Linked DNA regions of Homo sapiens: regions 1, 3 and 4 are each linked to region 2. The links are chromatin loops, found by intact Hi-C in ENCODE. Cell type or tissue: mammary epithelial cell. All regions are shown on one strand. Links, peaks and the distances in the headings refer to the core of each region. The heading gives the core; the rest is flanking DNA. Region 1 overlaps PRORP (protein only RNase P catalytic subunit). Region 2 overlaps PRORP (protein only RNase P catalytic subunit). Region 3 overlaps PRORP (protein only RNase P catalytic subunit). Region 4 has its middle 6.1 kb from the start of FAM177A1.

Region 1 (5,585 bases), core at 147-5,146, 75 kb after region 2:
CTGTAATCCCAGCACTTCGGGAAGCCAAGGCAAGAGGATCACTTGAGCTCAGGGCATCAAGACCAGCCTGGACCACATAGTGAGATCCCATCTTTACAATTTTTTTTTTTTTGAGACAAGAGTCTCACTCTGTCACCTAGGCTGCTGGAATGCAGTGGCGCGATCTCAGCTCACTGCAACCTCAGCTTCCTGGGTTCAAGCAATTCTCCTGCCTCAGCCTCCCGAGTAGCTAGGACTACAGGCATGAGCCACTATGCCCAGCTAATTTTTTGTATTTTTATTAGAGAACGGGTTTTGCCATGTTGTCCAGGCTAGTCTCAAACTTCTGAGCTCAGGCAATCCACCCACCTCGGCCTCCCAAAGTGCTAGGATTACAGGTGTGAGCCACCAAGCCCAATGCCATCTCTACCCTATCTAAAATTTTTTTTTTTTTAATTTAAAAATTAGCAGGGCAGGGTGGCATGCACCTGTAAGTCCTAGCTACTTGGGAAGTTGAGGTGGGAGGATTGCTCCAGCCCAGGAGTTCATTGCTGCAGTGAGCTATGATCACACCATTGCACCCCAGCTTGGGCAAAAGAGCAAGGCGTCATCTCTTGGAAAAAAAAAAAAAAAAAAGCAATGAATTTATAATTTACAGGATGAGCTTCCAGGTGTGGTGGCTCACACTTATTATCCCAGCACTTTGGGAGGCTGAGGTGGGAGGAATGCTTGAGCCCAGGAGTTCAACACCAGCCTTGGCAACATAATGAGACTCCATCTCTACATAAGATAATAAATTAAGGCTGGGCGCGGTGGCTCACGCCTGTAATCCCAGCACTTTAGGAGGCCGAGGCGGATGGATCAGCTGAGGTCAGGAGTTCAAGACCAGCCTGGCCAACATGGTGAAACCCTGTCTCCACTAAAAATACAAAAATTAGCTGGGCGTGGTTGCAGGCACCTGTAATCCCAGCTACTCAGGAGGCTGAGGCAGGAGAATCGTTTGAACCCAGGAGGCAGAGGTTGCAGTGAGCCGAAATCGTGCCATTGCACTCCAGCCTGGGCAACAACAGCAACACTCCGTCTTAAAAAAAAAAAATTGCCCAGGTGTTGTGCCACATGCCTGTAGTCCCAGCTACTCATGAGGCTGAGGTGGGAGGATCACTTGAGCCCAGGAGGTCTCAGCTGCAGTGAGCCGTGATTGTGCCACTGCACTCCAGCTTAGGTGACAGAGCAAGACCCTGTCAAAAAAAAAGTGGTCATGAGTTAATAATCATGGAGGATGGGGGTCCATTATGTTAGTCTCTTTTTGATTATGTTTGAAATTTTCTCTAATGAAAATATTAAAGAATTATTATCTTTGTAGTTGAATATAAAAAATCTGACTGTAATTTAATGTTATTATCAAGAACCATGTCTAGGCATAGTAGCTCACACCTGAAATCTCAGCACTTTGGGAGGCCAAGGTGGGAGGACCACTAGAAGCCAGGAGTTCAAGACCAGCCTAGGCAACATAGTGAGACCCCGTCTCTACAGAAAAAATTAAAATAAAAAAATTAGCCAGATGTGATGGTACACACCTGAATCCTAGCTACCCAGGAGGATGAGGCAGGAGGATTACTTCAGCCCAGGAGTTCAAGGCTGCAGTGAGTTATGATCATGCCACTGTATTCCAGCCTGGGTGAATAGTAAGAACTTGTCTCAAAAAACAAAACAAAACAAACAAACAAAAACAAAAAAAAAAAGAAAAAGAAGGAAGGAAAATAAGAAAAAAACCTAATTAACATTAAAGTAACACTATGCGCATAGCTCCAAATTCACTTTTTGACCTTCACTGATGCCCACTCAATTAGTGTCAGTAGTTAAATCAGTAGATGCAAATTATTTGGAATTCTGCTTTGTTCACTTAAAATTCACATATACCACTCTTTTCTCTACCTACTATCACTAATCTGACTTACACAGAAATGACAGATATCTTTCAGTTTAATATTTTAAAAAGTTCAACAAATCCTTTAACCTGATGGACTTGGTCATACCTAGAATAATTTTTATATGTTACATTATTGCCATCTGCTGGCTATGTTGTCTAATTACAGTAAACAAATGTTTAAAACAGAAAAGCTAAAAAATTACCTTATATAATAACTGAGATTTTTCTCCCAAAACTATTCAACAGAAAAGAAGCTGCCATACTTTAAGTTTCCTCAAAATCTCACATTAGAAGCAATTGTCCTTGATTCTAGCTGCACTTTAAAATCACCTGGAAGCTTTTGAAAATCCTAATACCTGGACCCCACCAAGCCAAAGCAATTAAATCAGAATCTCCATGTTATGAAATGAAAGTCAACCACAGACTGACAGAAAATATTTGTAAAATATATTGGACTTAGGACTTGTATCTAGAATATAGAAACAGTTCTTACAACTCAATAATGAAACAATCCAATTTTTAAAATAGGCAAAAAATCTGAACAAATAAATATTATACCAAAGATATATGGATGGCAATTAAGCATATAAAAAGATGCTCAACAACATTAGTCATTAGGAAAATCTAAATTAAAATCACAATGAGATACCACTTCATACCTATTAGAACAGTAAAGAGACTAACCTTAACCATACTAAGCATCAGCCAGGATGTGGGGCTACTATAGCCCTCATACTCTGCTGGTGGAAATGTAAAATGGTACAACCACTCTGGAAAACAGTTGGGCAGTTTCTGAAAAAGCGACACACACACACACATATCTACCATAAGACATCTACCATAAGACCAAACCATTCCAGTCCTAAGAGAGTTACCCAAGAGAAAAAAAAAGCTGTAGTAGGTTGAATAGTGTAACCTCAAAATTTATGTCTAGCAGGAAACACAGAATGTGAATGTAGAAAGAGGGTCTTTGTAAATGAAATAAGACAAGGTCATGCTAGATTAGGGTGGGCTCTAAATCCCATAACTTGTAGCCTTATAAGAGGAAGAGATGGCACACAGAGATACACACACACAAAGGCCACATGAAGACAGACGCAGAGAATGGAGTGATGCAGCTAAAAGCCAAGGAACACCATCAATTGCCAGGATCTGGCTTCTGAAGGTAGGAAAGAGAAGGAAGGATTCTTCCCTGGATCCTTCAAAAGGAGCATGACCTTGCCAACATCTTGATTTCAGATTTCTAGCCTCCAGAATTGTGAGAGAGTAAATATCTGTCATTTGAAGCTACCCAGTTTGTGGTAATTTGTTAGGGCAGCCCTAGGAAACAATAACAAAAGCACAAAGACTTGTTCAAGACTGTTCTAATCAGCTTTATTTATAACAGCACCAAACTGGAAATAACCTAAATGTCCATCAACAAATGTACAAATTGTAAAATAGTCACACAATGGAATACTACTCAATTATAAAAATGAAAGAATGATTGAGACACAAAACAAGGATGAAATCTCAAAATGATTATGCTGAATAAAACAAATCAGACCAAAAAAAAAAGTATATATTGTATGATTCCATAGTGGTTGCCTGGGGATGGCAGGGCAAGGGAGTCATTACAAAATGGCATGAGGAAACTTTTGGGGGTGATCCATATGTTCATTATCTTGATTGCAGTGACAGTTCCACAGGTATATACATATGACAAAACTCATAAAGTTGTACACTTTAAATATCTGCTGTTTACTGTATGTCAAATATACTGCAATAAAACTATAGTTGAAAAATCAAAATATTCCTGGGCACGGTGGCTCACACCTGTAATCCCAGAACCTTAGGAGGCCAAGGCAGGAGAATCACTTGAGCCCAGGAGCTCAAGACCAGCCTGAGCAACACAGTGAGACCCTATCTCTAATTTTAACAACAAAACCAAAAGGACTTGTATGAAAAATCAGTATCTTTGGCCGGGCATGGCGGCTCATGCCTGTAATCCCAGCACTTCGGGAGGCTGAGGTGGGTGGATCACTTTTGGTCAGGAGTTCGACACCAGCCTAGCCAACATGGTAAAACCCCGTCTCTACAAAAAATACAAAAATTAGCCAGGCATGGTGGTATGCACCTGTAGTCCCAGCCACTCGGGAGGCTGAGGCAGGAGACTCATGTGAACCCAGGAGACAGAGGGTGCAGTGAGCCCAGATGGCACCACTGTACTCCAGCCTGAGCGACAGAGGGAGACTCCGTCTAAAAAAAAAAAATCAATATCTTTAGTGGCTGAGGTCCAGGTAGCAGTTTTAAACACTTCCCAAGTATTCTAACCAGCAGCCACAGTTGAAAGCCGCTACATTAGAGGGTGTCATCTAATTTACTTTGTTTTGAACAACAGTACTATTTGGGGAAAACATATAAGCCTAAAATAACTTTTATAATGCTCATTTTAGGTGTTTATGGAGGTCAGTTGGCAAAATTTTTTTAAGTAGATTTAATAATTTAATAATTATTTAATAATTTATTCCTTTAATAATTATTCCTTGGTTTATACCTCATATTCTCAAATTATAAGCAAGCTTTAGAAAGCAACATTGAAGGCAGATCCAGCTATTTGTCAACTAGATGTTTCTAATGTTCCTAACACAAAATAATTTAAAATGCTGAATATAATATAGTTTTATTAACGCATATTTACAATGAACGGTATTACGGACTGACTTGTGTCCACTCACCAAATTCATATGTTGAAGTCTCAGCCCATAGTATTTCAGAATGTGACTGTATTTGGAGATAGGCCTTTAAAGAGGTAATTAAGGTAAAATAAGGTCATAAGGATGGGCCCTAATCAAATCTGATGGGTGTCCTTATAAGAGGAAATTTGTACATACAAAGATGATACCAGGAATACACCAGAGGAAGGCCATGTGAAGATACCACAAGAAGGTAGCCATCGGCAAGCCAAAGAGAGAGGGATCAAGAGAAACCAAAGCTGACAACACCTTGATCTTGGACTTCTAGAATCCAGAATGGTGAGAAAATGAATTTCTGCTGTTAAAGCCACCTGGTTTGTGGTATTTGCAATAGCAGCTTTAGCAAATTAATACAAATGGTGAGGAAAAAAAACAACCAACCAACCAAAACAAAACCAACACACACATGTACATGCACGAAGAGACAACCAGTCCCTGGAATCCTCTCATATAGTGCTCTTTGGCCTTCCTCCCTTTCCTATCTGGCCTGGACCCCATGCAGACCATGTTAACTACTTTGTCAGAATCGCCTTCTCTTGCTCTCTATCATGTGCCACATCTAACCAACAAAACCCAAACTCTGGACCAACGCTACCCTTTGTCTTTACTACCTCTGCTCTTGGTGAGCCAAGCTCTGTTGGAAATATATTAAATCACACAATCACACAGAGTAATGTCTACAGATTCACAGATTCAAACCTCAGCACCCACCCTCTGCCATAATCCTTCTGCCTTGAGTTAGCATCTTGACATCCCCTCAAGAACCATTCCAAACCTTCCCCACTCTCTCTAGTACTCTACTTGACTCTCATCTCTCTCATCTTGTATACCACTTAACACAGCAGGTATCATTTCTCTCAATGTTCCCTCTTTCTACCAATTTATCATCCACACCCATCTTCACTTTCTTTTCTACAGCCTCAAATGATATTTCCTTCATT
Region 2 (5,585 bases), core at 425-5,424:
TGCAAATTAAAACAACATACCTCAGATTTAATGTAACTTCTATCAAAATCTCTGCTGGCTTCTTTGTAGAAATTGACAAACTGATTCTAAAATTCACATGGAAATTCAAGGGACCAAGAATAGCCAAAACAACTTAGAAAAGGAACAAAATTGGAGGGCCCACACTTTCTGACTTCAAAACTTGCTAGAAAGCTACACTAATTAAGACTGTGTGGTACTGGCATAAAGACAGACAAACAGATCAATGGAATAAAATTGAGAGTCCAGAAATAAACCTTCACATTTATGGTGAATTCATTTTTAAGAAGGGTACCAAGATAATTCAAGTAGGAGAAAAATAGTCTTTTCAACAAATAGTGCCAGGACAACTAGATATCCATATACCAAAAAGTGAAGTTGGACTCATACCAAGTACAAAAATCAACTCAAAGAGAAAAAAAACCTAAATGTAAAACTATAAAACTCCTAGAAAAAAAGATGTAAATCATTGTTACTTTGGATTAAACAATGGTTTCTTTTCTTTTTTTTTTTTTTTTTGAGACAGAGTCTTGCTCTGTCACCCAGGCCGGAGTGCAGTGACACAATCTTGGTTCACTTCAACCTTTGCCTCCCAGGTTCAAGTGATTCTCCTGCCTTAGCCTCCCAAATAGCTGGGATTACAGGTGCCTGCCACCACGCCAGGTTAATTTTTGTATTTTCAGTAGAGATGGGGTTTCACCATGTTGGCAAGGCTGGTCTAGAACTCCTGACCTCAGGTGATCTGCCCACCTTGGCCTCCCAAAGTGCTGGGATTACAGGCGTGAGCCACTGCGCCCACCCTAGACAATGGTTTCTTAAGGTACAAAACCAAAAAGACAAGTTATGAAAGAAAAAAAATAGATTGGACATCATCACAATTAAAAACTTTTGTGCTTCAAAAGTCATCTTCAAGAAAGTGAAGCCAAAAACAGAATGGGGGGAAAATTTTGCAAATATATATCTGAGAAGGACCTAATATCCAAAATGCATAAAGAACTCTTACAATTCAATAATAAAAGAAAATCAATCCAATTTTAAAATAGGCAAAGGATCTGAATGGACATTTCTCCATAGACTATACACAAATGGCTAATAAGCATATTAAAAGATGCTCAACATCATTAGCCATCAGAGAAACACGAGTCAAAAATCACTTACGATACCACTTCACACCTATTAGTACGACTATAATAAAAAAGACAGTTAACAACAAGTGCTAGCAAGGATATGGAGAAATTAGATCCTTTATATACTGCTGGTGAGAATGTAGAATGGTACAGCCCTTTGGAGAAAAAAGTCTGACAGTTTCTCAAAAACCTAATAGAAGAATTACTATATGAACTGACAATTCTACTCCTACATATATACTAAAGAGAAATAAAAACACATGTCAACACAAAAACAGGCACAAAAATGTTCATACAGTAGTATTATTCATGATAGCCAAAAAGTAGGAACAACTCAACTGATGAATGGATAAATAAAATGTGATATACCAGTGTGGACAACCTAGTGAGACCTCATCTCTACTAAAAATAAAAAAATTAGCCAGGTGTGGTGGCACGTGCCTCTGGTCCCAGCTACTTGGGGGCTGAGGCGGGAGGATTGCTTGAGCCCAGGAGGTTGAGAATGCAGTGGGCTGTGATCATGCCACTCTATTCCAGCCTGGGCAACAGAACAAGACCTTGTCAAAACAACAACAACAACAAAAAAAACCCAGAAAGGAAAAAGACAAAAACAAATAAAATGACACACACGCACACATAATTTATATATTTTCTCAATTTTATGGGAAGAAGTTGAATAAGAGTGAAAATACATCAAAATGTTAAAACTATCTCTCTCTCTCCTTCTCTCTCTCTAATATAAATGTATTATATAAATATATTATATATTATATATAAATATAAATATATACATATATGTAATTTATATTTAAAGCTAGAGTCTTACGGTTGGGTGCGGTGGCTCATGCCTATAATCCCAGCACTTTGGGAGGCCGAGGCAGGTGGATCATTTGAGGTCAGGAGTTCAAGACCAGGCTGGCCAACGTGGTGAAACCCGGTCTCTACTAAAAATACAAAAATTAGCCAGGCGTGGTGGTGGGCACCTGTAATCCAAACTACTCAGGAGGCTGAGGCAGGAGAATTGCTTGAACCCAGGAGGTGGAGGCTGTGGTGAGCCGAGATCATGCCACTGCATTCTAGTCTGGGCGACAGGGTGAGACCCTGTCCCCCCAAGAAAAAAAAAAAGAGAGATAGAGTCTTACTCTGTCACCTGGGCTGGAGTGCAGTGGTGAAATAATTGCTCAATCATAGCTCACTGAAACCTGGAATTCCTGGGCTCAAGCAATCCTTCCGCCTCCAAGCCAACAAAACAGCTAGGACTATAGGCAGACGCCACCATTCCCAGATAATTTTTAATTTTTTTTTTTGAGTCACGGTCACTTTGTTGCTTAGGCTGGTTTCAAATTACCAGCCTCAAGTGATCCTCCTGCAGTGCTGGGAGCCACCACATCTGACAAAACTGTCTATATTTGCCTGGTAAAATTATGTGTATTTTTTATTTTTTTCTTTGAAACTTACTTAAGTGTCAGTAACATCAGGAATTGGTTTATATCGCCTCATCTAAATAAAGGAAGGAATTAGACACTATTTCTCAAAGGTTGGGAGTCTGAAGACACAAAATTAAGCTGAGATTCTACCATTGTTCAGTTCCTTTCAAGAAGATGCTAAAGTACTGAGAAATACCACAGCACCCTCTTTTGGAAGAAATGCATTGTTCTTCACAGGCAACCTGCTTGAATCATTAAGTTTTTAGAGCTGAAAGAATCTTTAGAGAATATTAAGTCTGGTCTCCTCATTATCTCCTTATAAATAAGGAAACTGGGGTTTGAACAGGAAAAGAGACCACCGAAGATCATAAAAGGAGGTAGCAACAGAGCTGAGAATGAAGCCCCACATCAAATCCTAACCAGAGCTTATTTTTCTGATCTTGCCATTCTTTATTCAATAAATATTTTAAGGTTAAAAAAAAATGCTTTCCCAATCCTCAGAAAGTCTGAAGGCCTATACTCAAAAGGCACTCAAGACACCCACCTTTGTTTTGTTTTGAGATGGGAGTCTCGCTCTGTCGCCCAGGCTGGAGTGCAGTGGCACGATCTCGGCTCACTGAAACCTCTGCCTCCTGGGTTCAAGCGATTCTCTTGCCTCAGCCACCCAAGTAGCTGGGATTACAGGTGTGCACCACCACACCCAGATAATTTTTGTATTTTTAGTAGAGATGCAGTTTCGCCATGTTGGCCAGGCTGGTCTCGAACTCCTGGCCTCAGATGATCCACCCACCTCAGCCTCACAAAGTGTTGAGATTATAGGCGTGAGCCACCACACCCGGCCCCAGCTTTGTTTTGGGGTGCCAGGAACCACACCCATGTAAGATGGAGAAAAGTCTTATTTTAGAAAAACATGTCCATTCTTGCCCTGCTGCTTAAGAAGTCAGAGTAATAGATAACTTATATAACCACACAACCTCTGCATTTGTCTACTAATAATACATCTTTTTAAGATGCAACAGAAGATAAGCATATAAATCATTCCATTTAACTTCAGAAAACAAAATCGTAATATGAGAATACACTCAATATTTGTTTGGGGCTTCTGACCACATAATTGACCTAATGTACTGGGATATTATTCTAAACTCCTACAATTTCATTATTTAGGCTGGTTTACAAATGGCTACCCATAAAAAATACAACTCTTCTTCAAAAATAATACAGGGCTTGTCATTTCAGCTTTTCTCATTCTCCTGCTCCTAGATCTGAGAAGTACCCTTGCTTCCCAGACAGTATTCTTTGAAAGAACATGCTGTTTTCCTCTTATTTGAAGGATGACTCACTAAAATAAACAAATGAACATTCTGACAAGTGATGAATAAAGAATGTGTGGCTTTTATCATCATCACCATTAACAGTCTTTAAAGTGTACTAAGCAGATGCACAGGGAATATGATACAGGTATACATTATTTTATTGCACATTACTTTACAGATATTCATTTTTTACAAATTGAAGATTGGTGGCAGTCCTGTGTTTAGCAAGTCTATTAGTACCATTTTTCCAACAGCACTTCTTGTCTTTATGTCACATTTTGGTACTTCTCACAATATTTCCAATTTTTCATTATTATTATATCTGTCATAGTGATCTGTGATCTTGGATGTTACTACTGTAATTGTTTTGGGGTGCCATGAACCACACTCACGTAAGATGGAGAATCTAATCGATAAATGTTGTGTGTGTTCTGACTGCTCCACCCATCAGCTGTTCTTCCATCTCTCTCCCTCTCTTCCCTTTCCCCAAGACATAATAATATCAAAATTAGGCCAATTAACCCTGTGATGACCACTAAGTGTTCAAAAGTGAAAGGAAGAGTTGCACATTTCCTACCTTAAATAAAAATCTACAGATGATTAGTGAGGAGGGCATGTTGAAAGCCAAGACAGGTCAAAAGCTAGGCCTTTTGTGCCAGTTACCCAAGTTGTGTATGCAAAGAAAAAGGTTTTTTTCCTTTATTTTTATTTTATTTTTTTTAAGGAGACAGGATCTCACTCTGCAGACTGGAGTGCAGTTGTGCAATCACAGCTCACTGCAGCCTTGAACTCCTGGGCTGAAGTGATCCTCCCACCAGCTTTCCAAGCTAGGACTATAGGAATGAGCCACCGTGCCCAACCAGGAAAAGTTCTTGAAGGAAATTTAAAGTGTTATGCCAGTGAACACGCAAACGATAAAGAAAGCAAAACAGCCTATTGCTGAGATGAAGTTTTTGTGGCCTGGGTAGAAGACAAAACCAGCCACAACATGCCCTTACACCAAAACGTAATCCAGAGCAAGGCCCTAAACTCTCTTCAATTCTATGAAGTTTGAGAGAGGCAAGAAAGCTGCAGAAGAAAAGCTGGAAGTTGGCAGAGGTTGGCTCATGAGGTTTAAAGAAAGTAGGCATCTCCATGACATAAAAGTGTAAGACGAAGTAGCAAGTGCTGATGGAGAAGCTGCAGTGAGTTATTCCGAAGACCTAGCTAAGATCATTGATAAAGGTGGCTATACTAAACAACAGATTGGCAATGGAGACAAAAAAGCCTTCTATTAGAAGATGCCATCTAGGACTTTCATAACTAGAGAAGAGAAGTCAATGCCTGGCTTCAAAGCTTCAAAGGAGAGGCTGACTCTCTTGTAAGGGCTAATGTAGCTGTTGTCTTTAAGTTGAAGCCAATGCTCACTCACCAGTCCAAAAATCCTAGGGCCCTTAAGAATTATGCTAAATCTACCCTGCCTGTGCTTTATCAACGGAACAACAAAGCCTGGATGATGGCACATCTGTTTCCAGCATGATTTACTGAGTATTTTAAGCCCAGAAAATGAGCTCAGAAAGATTCCTTTCAAAATATTACTGTTCATTGACAATGCACCTAGTCACCCAAGAGCTCTTATGGAGATATACAAGGAGATGAATGCTGTTTTCATGCCTGTGAACACAACATCCATTCTGAAGCCCATAGCTCAAGGAGTA
Region 3 (5,585 bases), core at 440-5,439, 54 kb after region 2:
GGAATAGGAGAAAATATTTACAAACTGCATCCAACAATGGTCTAATATCCAGAATCTACAAGGAACTTAATTCAACAAGCAAAAAACAAATAACCCCATTAAAAAACAGGCAAAAGACATGAACAGACACTTCTCAAAAGAAGGCATACAAGTGGCTAATAAACATATGAAAAAATGCTCAATATCACTAATCATCAGAGAAATGCAGATTAAAAGCACAATAAGATGCCATCTCAAACCAGTTAGAATGGCTATGATTACAACATCAAATAATAAGGTGTTTTTTTAACTGCAGGTCACAACACCTTACTAGGTCATGAGATCAATTTAATACAGTTGCAACCAGCATTTCAGGGAGAAATAAACAGAACTAAAATAGAGTGCAACAAATACAGCAAGAGTACATAATTTTTTTATGTATACATTTTTTTTCATTTATAAATGTATTATTACATAAAATGTATATTGTATCTGTGTTGTGTTAAAAAACGCTTAAAAGCCACGGGTAATAGGACTCTGTCACATATATAAAACATGATTTTGCCCCAGGGAGCATTATTAATACATTTTATCAGAGGCCTATAATATTTACCTCTGGTAAGTTTATTAAAGAAAGTGCCAGAACCCAAGTTATAAAAATTAGCTCTAATAGATATTAGATATATCATAAAACTACAATAATCAAAATAGTGTCATACTGTTAGGAATGCAGATTAGTGAATCAGAACAGAAAGTCCAAAAAGAGACCTAAATATTTATATGAAGAATTTGGTATATGCTAAAAGTAACATCCCGCTTTATCCCTAGTGGGGTAAAATATGGGTTGTTAAATGATGTTGACACAATTGGCTAATTAGCTGGGGAGGAAATTAAGTTGGAACTATACCTCACATCAGAAAAAAATTCCAAATGGATGAAAAATTTAGAGAAAAACAACAAAAGTGAAGGGAGCAAAAGGAAGTTTTTTGTGTTTGTTGGCTTTTCAATAACCTTGCAACAGAAAAAATCTTTCTAAATATGAAACCCAGGAGCCATAAAAGGAAAGTCTGACAAATTCGAATATTTTAAAGTATACATAGAGAAAAAAAATAAGCCTCAAAAATTGTAATTTAAATCACAGATGATTTTTCAAATAAAGAGCTCCTAAAATTAATATGAAAACAGTCAATAACTCAAAAAACAGACAAGACAGGAGCAGTTTGCAGAAAATAAATATAAGTGCCTCTTAAACCTATGAAAATATGCTCCACCACACTCCAAGAAAATTGTAAATTAATCCTATACTGCAATTTTATTTTTTTACTTCATATAGGCAAAGATCAAAATGTTTGATAACACACTGAATCTTCAAGGTGCGGAGAAAGAATTCTCATATTTTGCTGATCACAGTATATACTGTTAAAATTTCCATGAAGGCCAATCAAAATTAATATGTCTCCATTGTGCTAGCAATTCAATTTGTGGGAATCTATCTTATATCTATCTTGGAATATGTGAGAAATTACAAATGTGTAAGATGATTCACTGTGACACTTTTGTAATAGTGAAAGATTTGAAACAAGTTAAATACTCGTTAATAGGAGACTCAATGAATAATTAAATTATGGTCATTCCATACAGCTAGAAAGAAGAAAAAAGAGAAGGGGAAGAGGAGAGAGAGGAAGGAGAAAGAAGATAACCTATTTTTCAATCTAGAAATATAAAATGATAGCCCACTATCAACTAGATGAAGGACTGAAAAAGTTTCCCTAAAAAATTCTCAATCATCTAGAATCATGAGCTAAAGATGCATGCTCCCTAGCAGTTAGGTATCATTTCCAAGTATTAATACATTATCCTGTAAATTCCAGATAGAAAAGAATTTACTTACAAGTTTAAAGTTATTTCTTAAATCTTGACTGATCTTTGGAGAAATAGATCTAACTCAGGTAAAGATAGTTTAGAAATTAAATTTCTAGACAGAATCAGCTATATTATTTTTAATCCCACTCTTCTTCCTTTTCATATCATATTCTTACAGATTTATGGAGAATAGCTCAAAGAAAGGGCAAAAGGCAATATATTTTTAATTATAAAATCTTGCTCCCAAATTAGAAAGAAACAAATCAGGCCAAAAAATAAAAAAGGCAGTAACACAGCCTGAGTCCTGCAAACCCCAAAATGCTGTTAACTACTTTAAAAAAAGAAAAAATTCTGCTTTCATTCAAGGAGTTTGTCCATGCTTACACACCCTGGAAATCCCCTCTGCTTCACACCTAACCCAGAATCTGCTCTAAAGTGCCAACACAGTGTCTAACTTCCCTTCGTCCTTGGAAGGAAATGTGTAGAAAATTTAAGCCCCTTCACCGATCAAATCGCTTCACTTCTCTGGGCCTTACGTTCCTCAGGAATAAAGTGGGGTTATTAACACATACTTCGAAGGGCTATTGTAAGGACTCAAGAAAATTAAATGATTTGACTGTAAAAAGTCTATACTATAAAAGCCCCTGTATGTGCTTTAGGTAAATAATAATACCACAAGTTTTACCAATAGTTTGTCAACATTTATAACTCTTTGGGTTTTAACACTGGATACCAGGAAAGTAACTTTGCCTGCTTCCTGTTCCTGACTGAGAAATGGGCTCCGGTCTTCACATGGCAGTAGAGTAGATGAATCCCTGAAAGGACCCATAACCTAACTGCTTCCACATGTATAAGAAAAATATGTCTACATTTCAGTTGTTTCCAGGTATTCTGATTCAGGGGCCAAAAAGACCATTTAGCTTGTCGCCTTCAAAGGGCACTAGACTGAGGTAAGATCGATCCCTTTGTAGTATGCATGTATGCATGGTTCATAAATCATGTTTTTTGGCTGAGGATTGCCTGTAGTGCATCCTTAAGGATTACTTTATGCTTTACAATGTGCATATGTCTTCTGATCTATCCTCAAAACAAACTTGTGAGAAAACAGATGCAGACAGAAAGACCAAATTAATGACAACAAAAAAATACAGAATCTTTATTTCTAATTCCCAGTTTACTAATGACTTCATTGAGTTGAATGAGCTGTTTCCTTTCTTTATAAAGCAGAAACAATTTATCAGTCACTTGCAGAAGCCATCAAGTTTTCAATGTTCCCACAGAAATGAAGCAGAATTTACTACCATCTATACTCAATTCTATTGCTAATTTTTTAAAAAAAGAAAATAGTTTGGGCAATTTTTGTCCTCTTTTAGTGAAAAAAATCGGAAGCAGAGAAGAGAATGAAAAAGGAAAAATTTAAATTCCTGAAATTTCTAGTGCATAAATTCAACAGTAAATCTGACTAATGTTAAATATGTAGACAGTAAATCTTTGTGCACTGCAGTAGTAACAGAGTAGCCTGTGAAAGTTATCCAAGTGGAAAGCAGAAAGGAAATGGGAAGTGATTTTACTCTGAAAGAAAACCAAAAGGTGAAAGAGTCCAACAGTAAATAGGACAGGCAGGAATACTCAGGTAGAAATCTTGGGGATATCCCAGGAACATTCATCAGCTCAAATGACGTGTCTTGTACATCTCATCAGTGGTTTTCCCTCCGCTGTCTAACTTATACAAATATCTGAGTAACTCAAGAGCAACGTACAACTGGAAGATGAGTCATTCCACCAGTAATCAACGAGATTAAGGGAAATTCTATTTTCCTGTGAACTTTGGCACAGTTTGAATCTGTTTCATTATTCCTGCTAGGAATCACTACGAATCCAGGTTTGCACACCTTTTCTTCTGCCATTATCAAGCAAATAATAGTAAGCTAAGTGTTAGGTAATTTCCCATCCTCAGAAAACATACACCAGTCTCATAAGGAGGCAGAATTACCAGTATGGTTAAACAGCAAGTGTTACTGAGTCCAAAGATGTGGGTCTGAATCCTGACTTCATCACTTAACCTGTGTGGTTTCAGCAAGTTACCGAACTTTTCTGAGCCTCAGTTTCCTCATTTGTCAAGGAGAGAAAATACTCATTCCCTCAAAGTTATTGTAAAGATTAACTGAAATGGTAGCTATGACATAATAAATGTAAGCACTGGATTATTTAATGTATAAATAACTGTATTTATTACACACCTACTGGATGCCAAGCATTGTGGAAAATAGGAAAAAGGGTGTCCTGTCCCTCAGAGTTTCTAATCTGGTTGAAATAACAATAGATACTGATATGAAAAACTAAACAACACTAAAAAAAGAACACATAGTATAGGATCAATAGCCAGATGTGTGCCAGGGTTAATAAATGCTACAAGTTCAAAGGAAGAAAAGATAAATGCAGACTACAGGGGTCAAAAAAGGTTGTGTGACAGAAAAGGGACTGAGATAGTCACGAAGGAAAAACAGGATTTGGAGGTAGAAGTATATTTTAGATGAGGGGAAAAAGAAGAGGAAGAAAACACAAAGCAGTCTAGAGCCACTAATTAGCTGGCACTGGCTGACGCACGTGTCTGTAGAGGAGAGTGGCAAGCAATGAGGCCTGAAAAGTAGGCTGCGACCAAACTGGAGGAATTACTTGCAGGGCAGGAATGGGAAACTGCTGAAGGTTTTGAGGCAGGGGAGTAATAGGATTACATCAGTGTTTTGAAAAGAATGACCTGGAGTGCGAGATCCACTGCTGATTAGGAGAGGAGCGTCAACAGCAGCACCGTGGTTCTTCTGTGGATTTCTTCTGTTGGAATCTGGACGACTGGAATGATGGAAATGTGTGGGATTTGCCAATCTCCCAAATCAAGTATCCAGAGAATCAGTGAAGAGAACGTTTGAATTCACACTTACGGTGGTGGGAAATCCAGGAAAGACAACATTAATCAACTCATGATTCCTCATAGATTTGCATTCTCCAGAATATCCAAGTCTTTCTCATAGAATTATTACTAAAAAGACTGTACAGGAGGAACAATCCAAAGTTTTAATCAAGGAAGGTAGTGTTAAGTTGCTGCTCACAATAGTTGATACCAAATAGGATTTGGAGATGCAGTAGATAATAGTAATTGCTGGCAGCTCGTCATCAACTACATTGATAGTAAATCTGTGGACTACCTAAATGCAGAATCACAAGTGAACAGATTTCAGATGCCTGATAACAGGGTGCCGGGTTTATACTTCACTGCTCCTTCAGGACATGGAATTAAACCAGATAATAACTTTAAAACAGATAATGAAAGAAATCTAAGAACTTAAAATATATAAATTTCCAGAAACAGGTGAAGAAGACAACAAGCTTGTTAAAAAGAAGAAGGACCATTTACCTCTTGCTTAGGTAGGTAGTAATACTATATCATTGAACTTAATGGCAAAAGGGTTAGGGGAAGGCAGTATCCTTGGGGTGTTGGTAAAGTTGAAAATGGTGAACATTGTTTTTACAATTCTAAGAAATATGTTGATAACACATATGCACGATTTGAAAGATGTTACTAAATGCCCACTATGAAAGGAGAAAACTGGCAGTTGTGACTTATAATGGAGTTGATAACAAATAAGGGCTTACTAAGAGCCTTCTGGCACAAATGGAAGAAGAAAGAAGGGAGCATGTAGCTAAAATGAAGAAGACGGAGCTGGAAATGGAGCAGGTGTTTGAAA
Region 4 (5,585 bases), core at 243-5,242, 170 kb after region 2:
AAGAAGCAGATGAAAATACCAAGTGAATTTTTAGATTTGATGTTATGTAAGGTTTTGTTTTGTTAATTAAAATTTGGTCATTTTGTGTGTGTGTGTGTCTGTGTGTGTGTGTGTGTGTGTGGTGAGAATATACCAGTGATATCCAATCACCAAAATTTTCTTTTTTTTTTTTTTGAGACAGTCTCACTCTGTCAGCCAGGCTGGATTGCAGTGGCGTGCTCTTGGTTTACTGCAGCCTCGATCTCCTAGGCTCAAGTCATCCTCCCACCTCGGGTCCCAAGCTGGGACTACAGGCACACATCACCACACCCAGCTAATTTTTGTATTTTCCCAGAAAGGGGTTTCACTATGTTGGCCAGGCTGGTCTCAAACTCCTGGCCTCAAGTGATCCACCCGCCTCAGCCTTCCAAAGTGCTGGAATTACGGGTGTGAGCCACCATGCCCGGCCTAGAATTTTCTGTATGGTATTAGGCATAAAATAACTAGCTTTCTTTGCACACTATGCTAGACTCAGTAATTTTAATGTTGGAGAGCTGTGCATCTTCATCTAAAATCTGTAGAACCCTGAGTGTCTTCTGATAAGAATCTATAACAAATATAAAGATATAATCCTTTTTTTTTTTAGACAGAGTCTTGCACTGTCACCTGAGCTGGAGTGCAATGGCACGATCTTGGCTCAATGCAACCTCCACCTCCCGGCTTCACGTGATTCTCCTGCCTCAGCTTCCCGAGTAGCTGGGATTACAGGCGCACACCACCACACCCAGCTTATTTTTTGTACTTTTAATAGAGATGGGGTTTCACTATGTTGGCCAGACTGGTCTCGAACTCCTGACCTGGTGATCCTTCCACCTTGGCCACCCAAAGTGCTGGGATTACAGGTGTGAGCCACTGCGCCCAGCAAAGATATAATCCTTTAAGGGATTATATTATTGATTCTGTTAAAGACAAATTATCTTTATTATAATAAAGACATAATCCTTGAAAGGATTATATTATTGATCTTTAAAGATCATGATTAAGAATGCCTCACCTCTCAGAGCAAGATCATACTTTTTTTTAACACAGTAAGAAGGAAATTGCAAAAAAACAAGGGACACACACCAACTGAAGAGTTTCACATTCTTATTTCCTACCAAGTGGAATGTCAAGAAACATGCAGCTATTTCTTGTACCAATTCTGACAGAATTGAGATTATGAACCCCTTAATTGATTTCCCAAGGTCAGAAAGCGTGGGCCAATGATGATATCCAATAACAATTCCCACCTCTTTTGGGTCACTGAGGAACAAGTTTCCCTGTCTATATAAAAGCATAAAACACAAGCAAACATTCCTGAAATATGGAAACATGCAGACATTATATGTTCTCACTTGATGCAGATATGAGACCTCTCTCTGGAAAAAGGCTCACAAAACTTTAGCATATCTTGCTTAAGAAAAATAGTCCGCAGTCACAGGCTGCAAAGGAAAAGCCTATATACAGCAATGTCAGAGGAATCTCAGACCTCAGGTAGGGGAGTTTCTTAGTGTCAGATTCACCTGAATCATCCCTCTTACAAACAAGTATTACTGTGCAATTTCTTGACTGTTTTTCCACTTATGATCCAAGTGGTACCAACAATGCACTGTGTTAGGCTAATGAGAGAACCTTTTAAGCCAAGTGAAGCTAAAAGATATAACATGCTCTTCAAATGAAGAGAGAAAAATGTAATGAAAGGACTGCAAAAAGTAGCATATGCATGCCAAACTCAAAAGAACCTATATGACCGTCAGCACCACATTAATAAAAGGAAATGTACCATAGTTACCAGCTTACAAGACATATTTTTACTTTAAAAGACTCCAAAAATTGGCCAGGTGCGGTGGCTCACACCTGTAATCCCAGAACTTTGGGAGGCCGAGGCGGGTGGATCACGAAGTCAGGAGATCGAGACCATTCTGGCTAACACGGTGAAACCCCGTCTCTACCAAAAATACAAAAAATTAGCCGGGCATGGTGGCGGGCGCCTGTAGTCCCAGCTACTCGGGAGGCTGAGGCAGGAAAATGGCGTGAACTCGGGAGGTGGAGCTTGCAGTGAGCCGAGATGGCACCACTGCACTCCAGCCTGGGCGACAGAGCAAGACTCCGTCTCAAAAAAACAAACAAACAAACAAACAAAAAAACTCCAAAAATTATATTGTATTAAATATGCCCATATTACAGATAAAGGCCAGTACAAGAGAAATAGGGCTTAGGGTCTTAGGTAAGCAATTACTGAAAACTGAGTACCTACCTACCCCTAGTGGCAAAGTGTGGAGGAAAACTATCATAGCAAGATTCACAGTGCATCCATTAACTACAAAATTAGCTACAAAAATAAGCCAAAGGCTACCCAACTGACTTAGAGGTAAAGTTTAAATTAATCCCCAGCATGTAAGGTGTAAACTCATCATTCCTACAACTCATGGCTCAAAAGCAAAGAAGGTAGTAGGTTCAAGCTTCATGTAACCCCTAAATGTTTGGAACGTAATTAGAACTTGGGGCAGAATTTTGAGGATGATGACTAATCTAGTGAATCCAAAGAATGACAATGATAAAGAGATCAAATCATGTAGACTTGAGCTGTGATGATGGCCTTCTGGTTTTGAATATGATCATTTACTTGGCTTTACCAATAGCTATTCATTTATCAATAACTATTCGTAAGTCTTTTTTTTTTTTTTTTTTTTTGTATTTTTTTTTTAAATTTATTTTTTAATTGATAATTCTTGGGTGTTTCTCACAGAGGGGGATTTGGCAGGGTCATGGGACAATAGTGGAGGGAAGGTCAGCAGATAAACAAGTGAACAAAGGTCTCTGGTTTTCCTAGGCAGAGGACCCTGCGGCCTTCCGCAGTGTTTGTGTCCCTGATTACTTGAGATTAGGGATTGGTGATGACTCTTAACGAGCATGCTGCCTTCAAGCATCTGTTTAACAAAGCACATCTTGCACCGCCCTTAATCCATTTAACCCTGAGTGGACACAGCACATGTTTCAGAGAGCACAGGGTTGGGGGTAAGGTCACAGATCAACAGGATCCCAAGGCAGAGGAATTTTTCTTAGTGCAGAACAAAATGAAAAGTCTCCCATGTCTACTTCTTTCTACACAGACACGGCAACCATCCGATTTCTCAATCTTTTCCCCACCTTTCCCGCCTTTCTATTCCACAAAGCCGCCATTGTCATCCTGGCCCGTTCTCAATGAGCTGTTGGGCACACCTCCCAGACGGGGTGGTGGCCGGGCAGAGGGGCTCCTCACTTCCCAGTAGGGGCGGCCGGGCAGAGGCGCCCCTCACCTCCCGGACGGGGCGGCTGGCCAGGCAGGGGGGCCGACCCCCCCCCACCTCCCTCCCGGACGGGGCGGCTGGCCGGGCGGGGGGCCGACCCCCCCACCTCCCTCCCGGACGGGGCGGCTGGCCGGGCAGAGGGGCTCCTCACTTCCCAGTAGGGGCGGCCGGGCAGAGGCGCCCCTCACCTCCCGGACAGGGCGGCTGGCTGGGCGGGGGGGCTGACCCCCCCCCACCTCCCTCCCGGACGGGGCGGCTGGCCGGGCGGGGGGCCGACCCCCCCACCTCCCTCCCGGACGGGGCGGCTGGCCGGGCGGGGGGCTGACCCCCCCCACCTCCCTCCCGGACGGGGCGGCTGGCCGGGCAGAGGGGCTCCTCACTTCCCAGTAGGGGCGGCCGGGCAGAGGTGCCCCTCACCTCCCGGACGGGGCGGCTAGCCGGGCGGGGGGCTGACCCCCCCACCTCCCTCCCGGACGGCACGGCTGGCCAGGCGGGGGGCTGACCCCCCCACCTCCCTCCCGGACGGCACGGCTGGCCGGGCGGGGGGGCTGACCCCCCACCTCCCTCCCGGATGGGGCGGCTGGCCAGGTGGGGGGCTGACCCCCCCCACCTCCCTCCCGGACGGGGTGGCTGCCCGGCAGAGACGCTCCTCACTTCCCAGACGGGGTGGCTGCCGGGCGGAGAGGCTCCTCACTTCTCAGACGGGGCGGTTGCCAGGCAGAGGGTCTCCTCACTTCTCAGACGGGGCGGCCGGGCAGAGACGCTCCTCACCTCCCAGACGGGGTCTCGGCCGGGCAGAGGCGCTCCTCACATCCCAGATGGGGCGGCGGGGCAGAGGCGCTCCCCACATCTCAGACGATGGGCGGCCGGGCAGAGACGCTCCTCACTTCCTAGATGTGATGGCGGCTGGGAAGAGGCGCTCCTCACTTCCTAGATGGGATGGCGGCCGGGCGGAGACGCTCCTCACTTTCCAGACTGGGCAGCCAGGCAGAGGGGCTCCTCACATCCCAGACGATGGGCGGCCAGGCAGAGACACTCCTCACTTCCCAGACGGGGTGGCGGCCGGGCAGAGGCTGCAATCTCGGCACTTTGGGAGGCCAAGGCAGGCGGCTGCTCCTTGCCCTCGGGCCCCGCGGGGCCCGTCCGCTCCTCCAGCCGCTGCCTCCCGGGCGGCGCTCTATTCGTAAGTCTTGAGGAGGATCAGTAATTATATTGTTATTTAACCATGATTCTCACTGACATGGTTGTTTTTGTTAGACCTCATTCAAATTCTCTGGCTGCTCTCTGTATTCAAATACTAAAATATTTTACTCTACATAAGCATCAAGTTGAAATTCCTTCACATTTTAATTTTCAATACTTTGTTCCATTTTTTACTGAAATATTTGCTTGTATGTGTATATGTACCAGAGCTACCTGTAAAATAAATTCATTCAAATTTATTTTATATTATGATTTGCTGTTTAGATTTCCTAAATTCACTAAAATACTAACATATTAATTTTACTGTTACATTAATATGCATATTATGGGGCTTTAGCTCCAGCAAATTTCCTGGTTTTGTTGCCACCTGTTTATCAGTATTCATGTATAACATTATATTTCTTTTTAGTTATGTGGTACTATATTTCACATTACTAATAATATTAGTACATTATTACTGCATATTAGAACTTAGGACTTACTCTCACATTGTAACATACTGTATTTACTTTAACAAAATAATGGTTTATATAACACACATTACATGATAAAAAGAATTTAATTTTTTCTAAAAAATTTCTCCAGAAAATTGTGACGCACTGGGCATATACATACCTTTGTATCTTATATACCATTAAATATGATACTTTCAGAACACTGACATCTATCACATTTAAATCATTAATTTCTGTCTGGGCAGCGTAGCTTACGCCTGTAATGCCAGCACTTCTGGGAGGCCAAGGCAGGAGGATCACTTGAGCCCGGGAGTTCAAGACCAGCCTGGGTAACACAGTGAGACCTTGTCTCCACAAAAAATTTAAAAATTGGCTGGGCACAGTGGGTCACGCCTGTAATCCTAGCATTCTGGGAGGCCGAGGCAGGTGGATCACTTGAGGTCAGGAGTTTGAGACCAGCCTGGCCAACATGGTGAAAACCCATCTCTCTTTTTATTTTTATTTTTTTATTTTTTTTGAGACAGAGTCTCACTGTGTCCCCCAGGCTGGAGTGCAGTGGCACAGTCTTGGCTCACCACAACCTCCACTTTCCAGGTTCAAGCAATTCTCCTGCCTCAGC

Evidence for each region. Hi-C counts contacts between places; a loop is a spot of excess contacts. Peaks named below come from ENCODE experiments on the same cell type or tissue, not always from the same donor. Only the 100,000 strongest peaks of a DNase experiment are listed, where the experiment ranks them.
Region 1: a loop joins it to region 2, with 4 times the contacts of the local background. A loop is called at or near these places in 38 of 110 quality-filtered maps.
Region 3: it touches region 2 in a loop (8-fold over the local background); 15 of 110 quality-filtered maps call a loop at or near these places.
Region 4: it touches region 2 in a loop (2.4-fold over the local background); 2 of 110 quality-filtered maps call a loop at or near these places.

The regions. Positions count from the first base shown.
Region 1 is chr14:35,137,374-35,142,958 of GRCh38, reverse strand. All of the region lies in intron 4 of PRORP (protein only RNase P catalytic subunit), which reads right to left. All of the region lies in intron 4 of PRORP-PSMA6 (PRORP-PSMA6 readthrough), which reads right to left. Among named protein-coding and RNA genes, the nearest start is that of PRORP, 18 kb to the right of the region's middle. In mammary epithelial cell, for the core only: a CTCF peak has its summit at 2,048 (motif pointing left); no DNase peak of the experiment used is centred there.
Region 2 is chr14:35,212,453-35,218,037 of GRCh38, reverse strand. The region is part of intron 5 of PRORP (protein only RNase P catalytic subunit); the gene reads right to left. The region is part of intron 5 of PRORP-PSMA6 (PRORP-PSMA6 readthrough); the gene reads right to left. Among named protein-coding and RNA genes, the nearest start is that of PSMA6, 77 kb to the left of the region's middle. In mammary epithelial cell, for the core only: a CTCF peak has its summit at 2,771 (motif pointing left); DNase peaks (open chromatin) are centred at 3,447 and 3,907; H3K27ac peaks cover 2,458 bases.
Region 3 is chr14:35,158,119-35,163,703 of GRCh38, reverse strand. All of the region lies in intron 4 of PRORP (protein only RNase P catalytic subunit), which reads right to left. The region is part of intron 4 of PRORP-PSMA6 (PRORP-PSMA6 readthrough); the gene reads right to left. It also overlaps the pseudogene SEPTIN7P1. Among named protein-coding and RNA genes, the nearest start is that of PRORP, 38 kb to the right of the region's middle. RefSeq lists an enhancer at 3,467-3,761. In mammary epithelial cell, for the core only: no CTCF peak of the experiment used is centred there; DNase peaks (open chromatin) are centred at 2,253 and 3,553; H3K27ac peaks cover 2,808 bases.
Region 4 is chr14:35,037,410-35,042,994 of GRCh38, reverse strand. No RefSeq gene overlaps it. Among named protein-coding and RNA genes, the nearest start is that of FAM177A1, 6.1 kb to the left of the region's middle. In mammary epithelial cell, for the core only: a CTCF peak has its summit at 2,274 (motif pointing left); no DNase peak of the experiment used is centred there.